Linked DNA regions of Homo sapiens: region 2 is linked to region 1. The links are chromatin contacts, found by Hi-C or POLR2A ChIA-PET in ENCODE. All regions are on one chromosome and are shown on one strand. The core of a region is the stretch at or near the end of the contact, and the rest is flanking DNA. Distances in the headings are between cores, read along the strand shown. Region 1 has its middle 42 kb from the start of ATP6AP2. Region 2 holds the start of ATP6AP2 (ATPase H+ transporting accessory protein 2).

The links. A loop is a pair of places that touch in the nucleus more often than their neighbours do. ChIA-PET counts read pairs that join two places held with the same protein, here RNA polymerase II (POLR2A). Pooled maps may share reads with other maps.
Region 2: a map of CD8-positive, alpha-beta T cell shows a loop between it and region 1 (2.9-fold over the local background). The contact joins the promoter of ATP6AP2 here to the enhancer-like site in region 1. A Hi-C loop is called at or near these places in 8 of 168 maps with a recorded cell type or tissue (CD14-positive monocyte, CD4-positive, alpha-beta T cell, CD4-positive, alpha-beta memory T cell and 4 more), 13 of 37 single-sample maps with no recorded cell type and 20 of 50 pooled maps. POLR2A ChIA-PET finds 5 or more read pairs at or near these places in 7 of 52 experiments (CD4-positive, alpha-beta T cell, GM12878, HEK293T and 4 more).

The regions. Positions count from the first base shown.
Region 1 is chrX:40,535,699-40,542,479 of GRCh38, reverse strand. No RefSeq gene overlaps it. Among named protein-coding and RNA genes, the nearest start is that of ATP6AP2, 42 kb to the left of the region's middle. Within about 2 kb of position 2,794, at least 11 of the 41 ENCODE cell types and tissues checked have a DNase peak (open chromatin) inside an H3K27ac peak, as active enhancers do; they include CD14-positive monocyte and GM12878, where a contact is called at or near this core.
Region 2 is chrX:40,576,797-40,583,577 of GRCh38, reverse strand. It overlaps ATP6AP2 (ATPase H+ transporting accessory protein 2), which reads right to left and starts at 2,608. Exons shown (of 9, transcript NM_005765.3): 1 at 2,476-2,608. The coding sequence starts at 2,512. RefSeq lists a silencer at 2,229-2,538 and enhancers at 2,699-2,908, 2,959-3,108.

The sequences.
Region 1 (6,781 bases), core at 1,545-4,044:
TAATCCCAGCTACTCGGGAAGCTGAAGCAGGAGAATTGCTTGAACATGGGAGGCGGAGGTTGCAGTGAGCCCAGATGGCGCCATTGCACTCTACTGTGGGTGCCAGAGCGAGAATCTGCCTCAAAACAACAACAACAACAACAACAAAACAGTACACACAAAATATTCCACTAAACCTAACTTAAATATATCCTCAACTCAACTTCCCCTTAGCTGGATATGTATTAAAAAAATCCCCCAGTCACTCCAATGCAACCTGATCTGAGGGTGAGTATGGCCACCAGGAAGTAGGAGTAAAAGGCAACAGTGGTCACAGACAGATAGACATCTAGATAGACAGATAGATGATAGATGAATGGGTAGATAAATAGATAGGTAGCTAGATAGATAAGCTACCTTCTTCCTTCAAGAATCTTGCAGACATGGCTGGGCATGGTGGCTTGCACCTGTAATCTCAGCACTTTGGGAAGCTGAGGGAGGAGGATCAGTTGAGCCCAGGAGTTCAAGACCAGCCTGGGCGACATAGGGAGACCCTGCCTCTATTACAAAATTAAAAAAAAAAAAATTAGCCAGGTGTGGCGATGTGTTCCTATGGTTCCAGCTACTCAGGAGGCTGAGTCAGGAGGATTGCTTGAGCCTGGGAGGTCGAGGCTACAGTGAACCGTGATCACACCACTGCACTCCAGCCTGAACAGCAGAGTGAGACCCTGTCTCAAAGAAAAAAAAAGAAAAGAAAAAAGAAAGGAAAAAGAAAGAAGTTTGCAGACCAGTTGAGCATTTAAAGATGGCATGTAAATACCTATGGTACAAGACAGAAAGTGAGGAGAGCCTTAGAAAGGATAAAGATAAACAAAAGCAGAAACAATAATGAAAAACTACCAATCATTGAATGCTTACTGTTGTGGTCTGAATGTGTCCCCCAGAATTCATTTGTTAGAAGTTTAATCCCTATGCAAGAGTGTTGGGAGGTGGGGCCTTTGGTGAAATATTTAGGTCATGAGGGTTCTGCCTTCGTGAGTGAATTAATGCCACTATAAAAAGGGTTAGTGGGAGTGGGTTCACTCTCTTCTGCTCTTCTGCCACATGAGGACACAGAGTTCCACAGAGTTCATTCTTTTTTGTCTTTCCACTTTCTGCCATGTGAAGACACAGTATTCCTCCTCTCTGGAAGACACAGCAACATGGCACCATCTTGGACCAGAGACCAAACCTGCCAGCACCTTGATCTCGGATGTCCCAGCCTCCAGAACTGCAAGAAATCAATGTCTGTTCCTCATAAATTACCCAGTCTGTGACATTCTTTTATAGCAGCACAAAGGGGACTAAGACACTTACTGTGTGCCATATCATTTTCTAAGCATTTTACACCTATAGTTTCTTTTAAACCTCAGAGCAACTCTACCGAGTAGGTACTATTATTTTTTATGTTTCCGAGAAGGAGTCTCGCTTTGTTGCCCAGGCTGGAGTGCAGTGGCACAATCTTAGCTCACTGCAACCTCCACCTCTTAGGTTCAAATGATTCTCTTGCCTCAGCCTCCCGAGTAGCTGGGATTGCAGGTGCTCGCCACCATGCCCGGCTAATTTTTGTATTTTAATAGAGACAGGGTTTCACCATGTTGGCCAGGCTGGTCTCGAACTCCTAACTTCAAGTGATCCACCTGCCTTGGCCTCTCAAAGTGCTGGAGTTATAGGCATGAGCCCCTCGCCCAGCCTGGTACTATTATTAACAGACCATTTTACAGATGCAGAAACTGAGGCTGAGAGAGGTTTCATGAGTTATTCAAGGTTATGTGGCTAGCGGATGGCACAGCCTGGGATCAGGGAGACTTACTTGTAGGAGGCTGGGTGACTCTCAGAATAGCTGGCTTTAGGGACAGTGATGCCATTTGCTGAGATGGGGAATGTAGGAGAATACAGAAAGGAGTATAGCAGGAGAAGCTGGCTTAGGAAAATGGTGAGGAGCTCAGTCCTGCCATGATGATTTGAAGTGTCTGTGGGACATTCACACAGAGATGGTGGGAGATAGTTGGATATATGAGTCCAGAGTTCAACACAGAGATAGAGAGAGAGATCTGGATGGGAAATGGACAGTGTGGGTCATTCCTGTGTAGTGGCAGTCAGCTCCAGAGGAATGACAGGTCTTCTCAGCTGTGTTGGCTGCAAGAACAAGCCAGGCTGTCAACCCTGGAAGTGGGCAGGGGAAGAAGGAATGGCCAGAGGGGAAGCAGAAAAGTGTTTCAGGGAGTTGAGGGAGGAAAGTGTTTCAAAAAGCGCTCATGGTCACAGTGGTACACTGTGCAGATAAAGTTTGGGTCATCTGGATTTAACAGCAAGAAAGTCCTGGTGTCTGAGTCTGAGTTGTTCCAGAAGCAGATCTCAAGAGAAGGGCTTGAGAGCAAACAGATTTAGATTTTAGGAGATTCAGAGAATATGGGCTTGGGAATGGGGGTGTGAGACAGGAGAGAGAAGCCAGCAATAAAGGGAGTGTCACCAAGCCAGTTCCCACTGCAGGCAACTGGCGCTCAGTCCCAAGGGGGACCTCTGAGAGACAGTGTGGAACACAGAGCTCAGTTCTGTCACAGGCTAGGTTCTCAACAGGCAGAAACTGAAATGGAGTTTGGCATGCAAGATTGTCATTAGGAACGTCTGTAGGAGGAGGAGGAAGTGGGGTTGGGCAGAGGGAGGGTTGAATTGCAAAACTGGCCTGTTGAAGCCTGGAGTCATCGTGGGGAACGCTGAAGTGCGTCTGGCCTGCCAGTGCTGTCTTGGAGTGGGATGAAATGACTAGTCATTGGCTGTGGGCTACCCCGGGGGGAGGAAGTGCCTATGGGTGAGATGGTTCTTGGCAGCTGGATGGAGACTGTCTGCTCAACTGGGGCAACGAATACCTCCTTGGAGGGGAACCTGGCGGGCTCATCTCTGTGCCCACCGCATTAGCCTACTTCGGAGGTTGAGGAAGCTGCGGTATTTATACACCTGAGAATCATCAGTTGAAGTTGGCCCTGCTGCTCTGTTGTACACACAAGCAGTAGCGCTCCACGGCTTCACGCAGATAGCAGCAATCGGAAGCAGCAGGGGCACACGAAGAGGTCAGGCCTGAGCCGTGTGGGTGGGGCGCCCCCAGGTGGATGAGAGTAGTTTCAGTGAAGCACTGCTGGTAGGGAGGAAGCCAGCTGTGGTTTTGTCTCTGCTGTGCGACTTTCACTCCTGTGGCCATGGCTGATTGATCCATGAGAAGACACCGGACCCACAGTGGGCCAATCAGAACCCTTCCCTGGGATTTTCAAACTGCAACTAATGAAGGCAAACAAGTTGAACCTTCCCTGGGGGTGGGAGCCACAAGATAGAAGGCTCTGGAGAAGCTAGGAGTCGCATGGAGGAAAGAATGCCATCACTCCAAACAGAGAAGCTCGGAGAAGAGAGAGTGTGGGGGCCACAAGAAAAGAGTCTCAGGGGATCCTGGTGGCCCAGCTGCACCTCTTCCCGTCTTCTCTTCCCACAGCCCTGAGGTATTCCCAGCATCCTGCCAATAAAACCCCTCATTGTGCTAAGCAAAGCTGGGCTGAGTTTCTGGTTCTTGGAGAGGTGAGTTGGCCGGTAGAGTTAAGGAATCAGTGGGATGGAAGAAAATATTGCGAGTTCAGATGACTTCTAAAGAGCTGACAATGAAGAGGGCAGAGAGAGAGAGGGGCAGGGAGAGAGGGAGAGAATGCAGAAACTAGATGAGAACACAGGGTCAAGGAAGGGTTTTTTATTTTATTTTATTTTTTTAAGATGTGGAAAACTTAAACATGTTTATGTGCTGAGGGTAAAGAGCCAGTAAAAGCAGCATAAATCATAACAACAGAATGTACTAAAGCGAGGCAGAGAGACAAAGCTATAAAAGCTTTAAAGATAAAGAAAATACGCCCTCAATAAAAATGAGGAGAAAAAGCAGAAGGGACACAGCCCTCTCAGTGGAAGGCAGGCGTTGATTGTGGCCTGAGCACCCATAGTGAACACACATGGTCCCGGCAACCGCTTACTCTGGAGACAGAGGACAGTTCAAAACCCTTAGACTCTTGCTTCTTTCATCTCCTAGAGGCTTATCCAGGGCACTCGAAAGGGGCCCTTTAGAAGCAGTTATCCAGTGATGAGGAGGTGACATGTTCATTCAATCCTGTACACATAGCCTGGGGTGCTGACTCAAGACCACAGTTGAGAAGATGCTGCTGGAGAATCTGAGATGGAAGATGTGGGAGAGAAAGGAGCTGACTGCTGGGCTGATGTCCCTACATCATGGAGGAGGTGGCATCCAGAGCAAAGGAGATTAACCACAGATCAGAGGCTTGCCATGAGACAAGAGGGAAGGGAGAAAGCTTGTGTGTTGGTGGGGTGGAGGACAGGAAAGGGACTCCATTTTCTTTGTAGAGTCAAAAGCAAGGGCATCTGGAGAGTTATCAGGAATGGGTTAGATGTATTATTTAGGAGGGATTTTGACTTCAGGTAACCAAACACCCAACTAACAGTGGCTTAAATCTCTACTGCTTAGCTAGCAAGAAGTCTGGAGGTAGACAGTTCCAGGGCTTGTCCACAGTTCATTGGTTGCATTGAGGCGTCAGCTCTGTCAGCCACTTTGCTGTGCCGTCCTTAGCTATTTCTGCCTATGCTTGCCAACTCGTGGTGTCAAGATGGCTGCTGCTGCTCTAGGCATCAAGTGCCTGTTTAGGATAGGAAGCCATGGACAGTCAGGTGGTGAAAAAACTTCTCCTCACTGCTTTTTATTTTTCCTTTTTATTATAAAGGAAGAAAAATTCTCTTCAGGAGACTCCCAGGAGACTTCCCCTTATTAGCCAGAACTGGGTCACAATCCCATCACAGAGAGTATTACCTGAAGTTAAAAGATTTTTGCCTAATACCCAAACAAAACTGGATTCTGTTAGCTGAAAAGAGGTGGAGGTATATCTTGAGCAGACAGCCCTAGGGTCTGCTACAATGAGATAGGGAGCTTGAGCAGAGGGAAATCATTTTCAAATAGTCATGGAAGAGAAAGGAGAGAAAGAGATCATTGCCCAACGATAGTAAAGTCCGGCTGGGGGGGTGAGGCCCCGTGTAAGGGGTGCAGCACAGCCCTGGAAAAAGTCAGCAATGCCGATCTCTATCAGATGCCCCCAAAACCCTGCAATATTGAATGATCAAATTGCAAATAGAGTCTCATCATATATGACCAACACTCGGGGTCCAGGTGCAGGGAAAAGAAATCACTCCAGTTATTTTAAGCAGAAAGGGATTTAATTCTGGTGATCGTGTTTTAGTCCGTTCAGGCTGCTATAACAAAACACCATAAACAAGTTACCTTATAAACAATAGAAATTGATTTCTCACACTTCCAGAGGCCGGGAAGTCCAAGATCAAGGCTCCTGCAGAATCAGTGTCTGGTGAGGGCCCACTTCCTGGTTCATAGATGGTGTCTTCTCACTTTGTCCTCACATGGCAGAAAGGGCAAGGTAGCCCTCTGGGGTCCCTTTTATAGGGGCACAAATCCCATTCATGAGGGTTTCACCCTCATGACCTAGTTACCTCTCAAAGGCCCTATCTCCTAATACAATCATCTTGGGGGCTAGGATTTCAACACCAGAATTTTGAGGGACAAAAACGTTCAGTCTGTTGCAACTGAGTATTTGCAAAATTGGTGTATAGAAGGGAAGATGAGGCTTTGGGATGGCCCCCTAATAATGACTATCAGAGTGACAGCACACACTACTTGCCTGCTAGGGGAGCGACTCTACCTCTACCTCAATCAGGAAGGTGGGAATTAGAAGGCTCTATGGGGACTGGTGACTTCAAGAGCATGCTGCTTTAGCGGGGACCTAGGGATCAGGAAGACACTCATGCTGTTGCTGCAACTGCCAGTTGACACTCATTAGGCTAGTGTTGGACACTGGAAGATTGCTGCAGAAACTCACTGGCCCTACAATCATGCTTGTCAATGGGACATGGCCTCCGCCTTGCCCCACCTTCCAAATCATCTGAAAGAGCATCTAGTTGATAGACTTGAATTCACAACCAGAACCCTAGCTCCAAGAGGGTCTGGTAAGTGCAGATTTTAGCTCTCCAGGCTCTGCAGTAGAGGAAAGTGTAGAGAAAGAGTGGGGGGATGGATGTCAAGAGAGCAAACCCACCACATCTGCTACAACTCTACTAACTATTCCTGGTCCTGAGGCTGCTCTGAAGAGCACTTTCATACTTCAGATCACATAAAGCTTTCATGAATGTTTCTTTTCCTTTTTTTCCCTCCCCCTGCCCCCACCTCCACCTTTTTTTGAGACAGGGTCTTGCTCTGTCACCCCGGCGGGGGCGCAGTGGTTCAAACTCAGCTCACTGCAACCTCTGCCTCCCAGGCTTAAGCAATCCTCTCACCTTAGCCTCCCGAGTAGTTGGGACCAGGAGCATGCACCACCATACCTGGCTAATTTTTTTTGTATTTTTAATAGAGACAGGGTTTCACATGTTGCCCAGGCTGGTTTCAAATTCCTGGACTCAAGCAATCCACCTGCTCAGCCTCCCAAAATGTTAAGATTACAGGTGTGAGCCACTATGTCCAGCCCCTTTTTATTTTTAACTGTGCTGAAGAAAACCCACATAACATAATATTTACTACCTTAAACATTGTTAAGTGTATAATTTAGTAGTGTTAAGTATATTTACGTTGTCATGAAATAGGATCTCCAAAACTTTTTCATCTTGCAAAACTGAAACTCTATACCCCTTAAACAACAACTCCCCACTTCCCAACCAACTC
Region 2 (6,781 bases), core at 1,359-3,858, 41 kb before region 1:
AGAGACTCTGAGGCAAAACCCAAAGCATTAACACCCAAGAAACCTCATCAGCCTTATTTCTGGTATCTCCCCAACTTAATCCTGTACATTTCAGCCCCACCAAACTACTTGCCCCTTTGCTCTCACATCGCCATGCTTTTACACATGCTGTTCTGTTTCAAATACCTTTTCTTCCCACCCCAACTTTTCAACACATTAGCCCTGGGAGGCACCTCCCATGGGAAATTTTCCTCAGCCTCCCCAGTCTGGGCTAAGTGTCCTTCCCTCTAGGAACTCCACTATACTGTGCTATTATCGTCTACGAATGGTGGATGGAATCAATAATAATAAAAAAATGGATCCTATCTCCCTCTTCTACATGACATCACTTCAAATTCCATGTGTTCACCCTTGGCCTTTCTTCTCCAGGCTAAATATCTGAATTTTATCAAATACGCCTCATGATATGGTATTCAAAATCCTAGTTCCCTTCCTCTCTCTCTAGGTCCCTAGTTCTCCCTCTAGTTTGGCAACACTGTTTTAAAGGATTTCTATTTTTGTTTCTGCCTGGAATAGAGAAGTCAGAGCTCTTAAAGATGTTTTCCACTACATCACATTTAGTCATTGTGGAAAATAATAACTGAACCTCATCTGACAAGACTGAGCAATTCAGAAGCTGACAGGATCAGGTTCTTGTTCTGTATGAACTCGGCTATGCTAGTAAGGAAAACATGTTCAAACCATGTGCAGAAGCAATTATTTTATCTCAGACCCAAAACAAAAAAGCCTATACCTCACTGAATCAAAATAATATCAGTCAAAATATTAAAACATGGAATCTCAATAGATGTTCAGTTAAACCACAGGATCAAAGGGAATATTTTTAAAATTTCAAAAACTGAATTAAAATTAATTCCCTCAAAGTATCTCAGTAGATCAGAAAGACCTTTCCAGAGCCAGAAACAGAAGAAAGAAACAAAGAACTCGAAAACGTTTGGGGCATGGATACAACGTAACTATCATTAACACACAAAACCCCCGCACCTCTAGGGACAGAGATCTGCAGATTTCAAGAGCATACTGGTGCAGAATTAAATCGCCATTCCACAAGCAGGACCTCCCAACACCTCACATAGGTTTTTGGTTTGTTTGTATGTTTGTTTTTGCTTCTGAGACAAGGTCTGGCTCTATCGCCCAGGCTGGAGTGCAATGGCGCGATCTCGGCTCACTGCAACCTCCGCCTCCCGGGCTCAAGCGATTCTCGTACCTCAGCCTCCTGAGTAGCTGGGATTACAGGTGTGCCCCAACACACCCGGCTAATTTTTATATTTGCAGTAGAGATGGCGTTTTGCCTTGTTGGCCAGGCTGGTCTCAAACTCCTGACCTCAGGTGATCTGCCTGCTTCGGCCTCCCAAAGTGCCGGGATTACAGGCGTGAACCACCGCGCCCGGCCTCCCATAGGTTTTAAACTGACACACTGAGATCAGAGCACCCATTCCTCCAAGCCGTTCTCAACTTGGCCTCTTGTTCACTACTGTCTGTGCCTCCAGTCTCAGTCCCCATCACTCCCACATTCTCACACAGTAATAGCGTTACTTGTGCAACACAACATATATAATGGAAAAGGCCGATGCGCTGGCACCACCTCATCTGAAATCAAATCCAGCACCCAACCTGTTTAGTGTTGGGTAATTTATTTAGGTTGATCACCCTGCAAAACAAAGATGATGCCCTCTAAGGACTGCTGTCAAATGAAATACATTACCACATGATATGCAGTAAGAGGCCACGTATTAGCTGATTTCTTCACCTCTTGCTGAATGCTTAGGAATCTAGGTTCTACTCAGAAAGCTACCATTTATTGACATGTGACCCTAAAAATGCGACTCACATCCTGTTTCCAAATCCTTAAAATTTGGAACTCTGACAAACTATTGAGAGGTGCTTTGTATTCGCCTTAAGAAATATAAGTCATATAAAAATAATGACTCCATCTCAACTTTTGCATCCGGAAATATACATAAGGGAAGGGAGGGGCAGGGATTTCAGCAATTACTGATGACAACCACTAGAAATGAAGGCACCATACAAATGCAAAAACATCGTGGCAGCCAGTGGCAGCTAAAAAGTCTGCCTTCTCTTCTTCGCAGCGGGCTGCGACTCAATCCCAGTTCACTGAGAAATGCATCTCCGTACTCTGAAGGGCCTTTTCAGGCGCAAGAAGCCGGCCGGACGCGCCGCCCTCAAAGTGGAGGGTGGAGGCAGGCTCAGGGGCCCCCTACGCAGCCCAGCCCCGGCCCCGGCGGCCCGTGAGGCCGCGCCGCCACGGCCGATCCAGAGAAGATGCTGACGGGGACGCGGCTGAGGCGAGGCCGCCGCTGACGGACCGCACTGCGGCACCTGCCTCGCAGCTACTCGCCCGCGGCCGCCCCCGACCCCCAAGCCCCGCGGCGCAGGACCTCCCCAGGCACGTCCTGCCGGCCCCCGGCTCCTCACCCGCCACCAACGCCAGGAGCACGACAAACACAGCCATGGTGCCGCGGCGGCCGCAGCACTGCGGGGCGACACGGAACGGGCCGGCGGGACACGGGCGACAGCCGCAGCGTGAGGAGGTGACGCGCTCGGACTCGTCCAGGCTCCCGGGTCCCGTCCCTTCGTCGCTTCCGCTGGGACAGCTGCCGCTTTCTCCACCAATCACCAGTTACGCCGCGGCCTACGGAAGGGACGTAACCTGGGAAGCGACAGCCTGATAGGCGGGACTTAAAGTAACGGATGGAGAGTTCTACCAATGGTAGGCAGCGATTGAAAAGTCGGGCAGTCCCGCCCCCCGGTCGGTGATGACGGGTCAAGAGGTGGAGCGTAGGGCGGGTAGTCGGAATGGGTGATGGAGCTAGTCGAGGGGTCCCGGAGCCCACGGGGTGAGGGTGCCTCCCGAGTGCAGATCTTTCTGCCAGTCTCGAGCGACGGTCTCCAACCAGGGTGTCTGTCTTTCCTGGTCGTGTGCCTCCGCCCGGCTACGGACGCCAGCTGTGAAAGGCGGGGCTGGTTGGGGTTTCGCTCTAACAAGTATACAGACGCCGAGCACCTACTGGGAAGAAGCCAGGCGCAACGGGGAACCCCTGCCTTCCACATAGTGGTGCCAGATAAAATACAGGGCGCCCAGTTAAATTTGAATTTCATGTAAACAACGATTATTTGTTATTATGTCGCAATTAATTTATGGGACATACTTGTATTAAAAGAAGTATTACTGGTTATCTGAAATTCAAATATAACTGGGTATCCTATATTTTGATTCGCTAAGTCTGGCAACTCTACCTCCAAAGACTTTCCAATCTACAAGGAGTCATGGGACAGAAAGTTAATTAATTACTTAATTTGTCCATTCACTCAGTTTCCAATCTGGGCAAGGTGTTCTATGAGGATGTATGAAGGCTAGACATAGTAATTAGACCAGGCTCCTCCCCTCCCGCAGTTCATAGTCTTTTGCCTATGATGTGAGGCAAGAAGGGACACACTATAGCGTCTGTAGGTAGAAAATGACGCCCCAGCTGATGACCTTGAAAGGTGGAAATGATTTCATATCCAAGGATAGGAGATGGGGAGATTGTTCCAGTGAAAACTGTAGTTAAGGTGGGGAGAAAGCCCCGTCAGGTTAAGCATCAGTAATCAAATAAGAGATTATATGAGAGAGGAGGCACAGAGCTAAAACTTTCAGTTAGGCACATTTATTGAGGATTTTAAATTGTACATAAGAGACCTACACTAAGCCATTGAAGGCGTTTGAGCATGATTTACTGCACAAATGTAAGACAGACTTATTGGCGGGGGGGAGGGGGGGAATGCCTTACTGTTTCTTCAGTTTCCAGTCCCATTTTCTTCTTGGAGTTTCCTGAGGATGAAAAAATGAGAGCGAGTTAAAAACAGTGACCCCAGGAGTTCCCCAGGTAGCAGACCCACCCTAGGAAAACCTTGCCCAACTGAAAACTGAATCAGAAAGACACTCTCGAGGCCAGGTGTGGTGGCTCACACCTGTAATCCCAGCGCTTTGAGAGGCCGAGGTGGGAAGATCCTTTGACACCAGGAGTTGAAAACCAGCCTGGATAACATAGTGAGGCCCTGTCTTTTTATTATTAGAAAATAAAGAAAGCAAAAAAAGAGAAACACTCACTAAATAGTTTGAACTTTCTAGAACACACTATGCTTACCAAAGCCACTCTCAAATTTAGGGAACAGAGTCGATTTCCTCACCTAACGTCAAGAAACAGGAAACTCTCAAACTTGCTTTTCCTCTAGAGGAGAATTTGTACAAATGGGACTTTAGAGAACTCTGAAAGGGAGAAGAGAGATTTTTCCATCAGGCATGTGAAATTATTAGAACCAAAATGTCTAAAGCACCCCTCCAAAACATCCACTCTAATGTGACTGACTCGAAAAAAATTAATCACTTTTTTTGTTGTTGTTGAGACGAAGTTTCCCTCTTGTTGCCCAGGCTGGAGTGCAGTGGTGCGATCTCAGCTCACTGCAACCTCCAACTCCCGAGTTCAAGCAATTCTCCTGCCTCAGCTTCCCAAGTAGTTGGGATTACAGGCGCCAACCACCACGCCCGGCTAATTTTTGTATTTTTAGTAGAGACGGGGTTTCACCATGTTGGCCAGGCTGGTCTCGAACTCCTGACCTCAGGCGATCCACCCACTAAAGCCTCCCAAAGTGCTGAGATTACAGGCGTGAGCCACTGCTCCCGGCGGAAAAAAATTAATCATTTTTAAAAATTCATTTTTAAGCATGATAAATTCACAATCTTTTCACACCAACTAAAATTCTTTGTCCATCTCCCTGCATGTCTTAGAACAGGTTTTGAATCACAGGCCCTGCAAGAACTTATCTAAACCTTATTTAGGGACATAATCAGCTAAAAGTGGAGCAGACCTCCTGCCATTTCATCCAGCTTAAGGAAACAGGGAAAGGAGTGAATGTTTCTGTTCTTAAGACTTCTAGTACATTCTTATTTCTTTGAATTTGAGGAAGATGAAAAAATTTGTAAATAGACTGGAATATAAAATAAGTCCCCACCCCCCCATTCCCCCAGAAAACCTCACAATCTTTCACAATCCATTTATGTCTTGAGAAATAACATCCCCTTTTGAGCTAACAGCGAATAGTGTATTCTTTACACCTAAGGGCCCTTTTCACCTGAGGTTGCAAAGGGGCATTGTTGTTCTCTACAACCTTGGAATTTAGCAAGATAAACATTGTCGGAAGCCCTCTCCTTGTTTCATAGATTGAGAGATTGAAGCCTAGGGAAGGGCATATGTACTCAAGGTCATATTCTGAATCGTCAGCAGTTCTGCTTCGTGAATGCAGCCCTGCTGATTCAATCTTTAGCGCTCAGTAAACAACTGGTGATGTGCGGTTAACTTTTCCACTGAAGCATTTAGAGATGGATATGTGTGTAGCAGGGTAATACAATATTTGAAGTTATGACCCCATTTGTTAGCCTAAAAGAAGCCTTTCTCCACCCTCCCCACAGGCCAAATAGGCAAGACTGCAGCCATCCGTTGCCCTGAGGGGAGGACTCTCAGGAGAACCTGAAAACAAATGTCAAATTCTTGGCTCTTGAGTTTCAAAACTAGAGGTCCAGATGCAAGATTTGAAAGAATACATAATTCCATTTGCTTCCTTAAGTCTCGCCCTCGTCCCCCAATTAAGTCCAGCAGTGAGTTCTGAGTGATCCCGGAGTGAGCGCGATAACATGAGCTGATCCCTGCAAATGAGACATCCCATCCAGGAGCCCTGTGGAGGCGAAGATCATGCCCCTCTCCCAGACCATGCAGTTAAAATTAAGAATTTATGTTCTTCAAAAGGTACTATATACACTATGGAAAGGTGTGGGGGAGGGGAGAGCAGCTTTGCAGTGCAAAAACCCAACAAATACTATCTAGGCGATGTGATCAAGGTCAACACCAACAGTGATCGGTCATGTTGACAGTGTGTGCCCTTGATGTGATACAATGATAATGGCAGGCACTTCACCTCTATGATCTTCCTCCCCCATACCCATAACCCCAGTGTAATCATGAGAAAAACATCAGATAAATGCCAATAGAGGGGCATTCTACAAAATATCTGACTGCTGCTCCTCAGAAGTCATCAAAAACAAGGAAAGTCTGGGCTGGGCGCGGTGGCTCACACCTGTAATCCCAGCAGTTTGGGAGGCCTAGGCGAGTGGATCACTTGAGGTCAGGAGTTCAAGACCAGCCTAGTCAACATGGTGAAACCCCATCACTACCAAAAAATACAAAAATTAGCCAGGTATGGTGGTACGTGCCTGTAGTCCTAGCTACTCGGGAGGCCAAGGCGGGAGAATCGCTTGAACCTGGGAGGCGGAGGTTGCAGTGAGTCAAGCTTGTGCCACTGCAATTTAGCCTGGGCGACAAAGTGAGACCCTGTTTCAAAAGAAAAAAAAATTAGCCAGGCATGGTAGCGCATACCTGTAGTCCCAGCTACTGGGGAGGCTGAGACAGGAGGATCACTTGAACCCAGGAGGTTGAGACTGCAGTAAGTCAAGATCTCATCATTGCACTCCAGCCTGGGTGACAGAGGGCAACGCTATCTCCAAAAAAAAAAAAAAAAAAAAAAAAAACCCAGAAACTATATTTTTAAAGAATCCAGCATAGATGACAAAAGTTTAAAGAAAAGCAAGGAAATGGTTACCATAAAAAATTAGAACAGTGATTACCTCCAGGGTGGAGGGGAGAAAGATATGTCTGAAAGAGACATGGAGAAGTATTTAGGGGTGCTG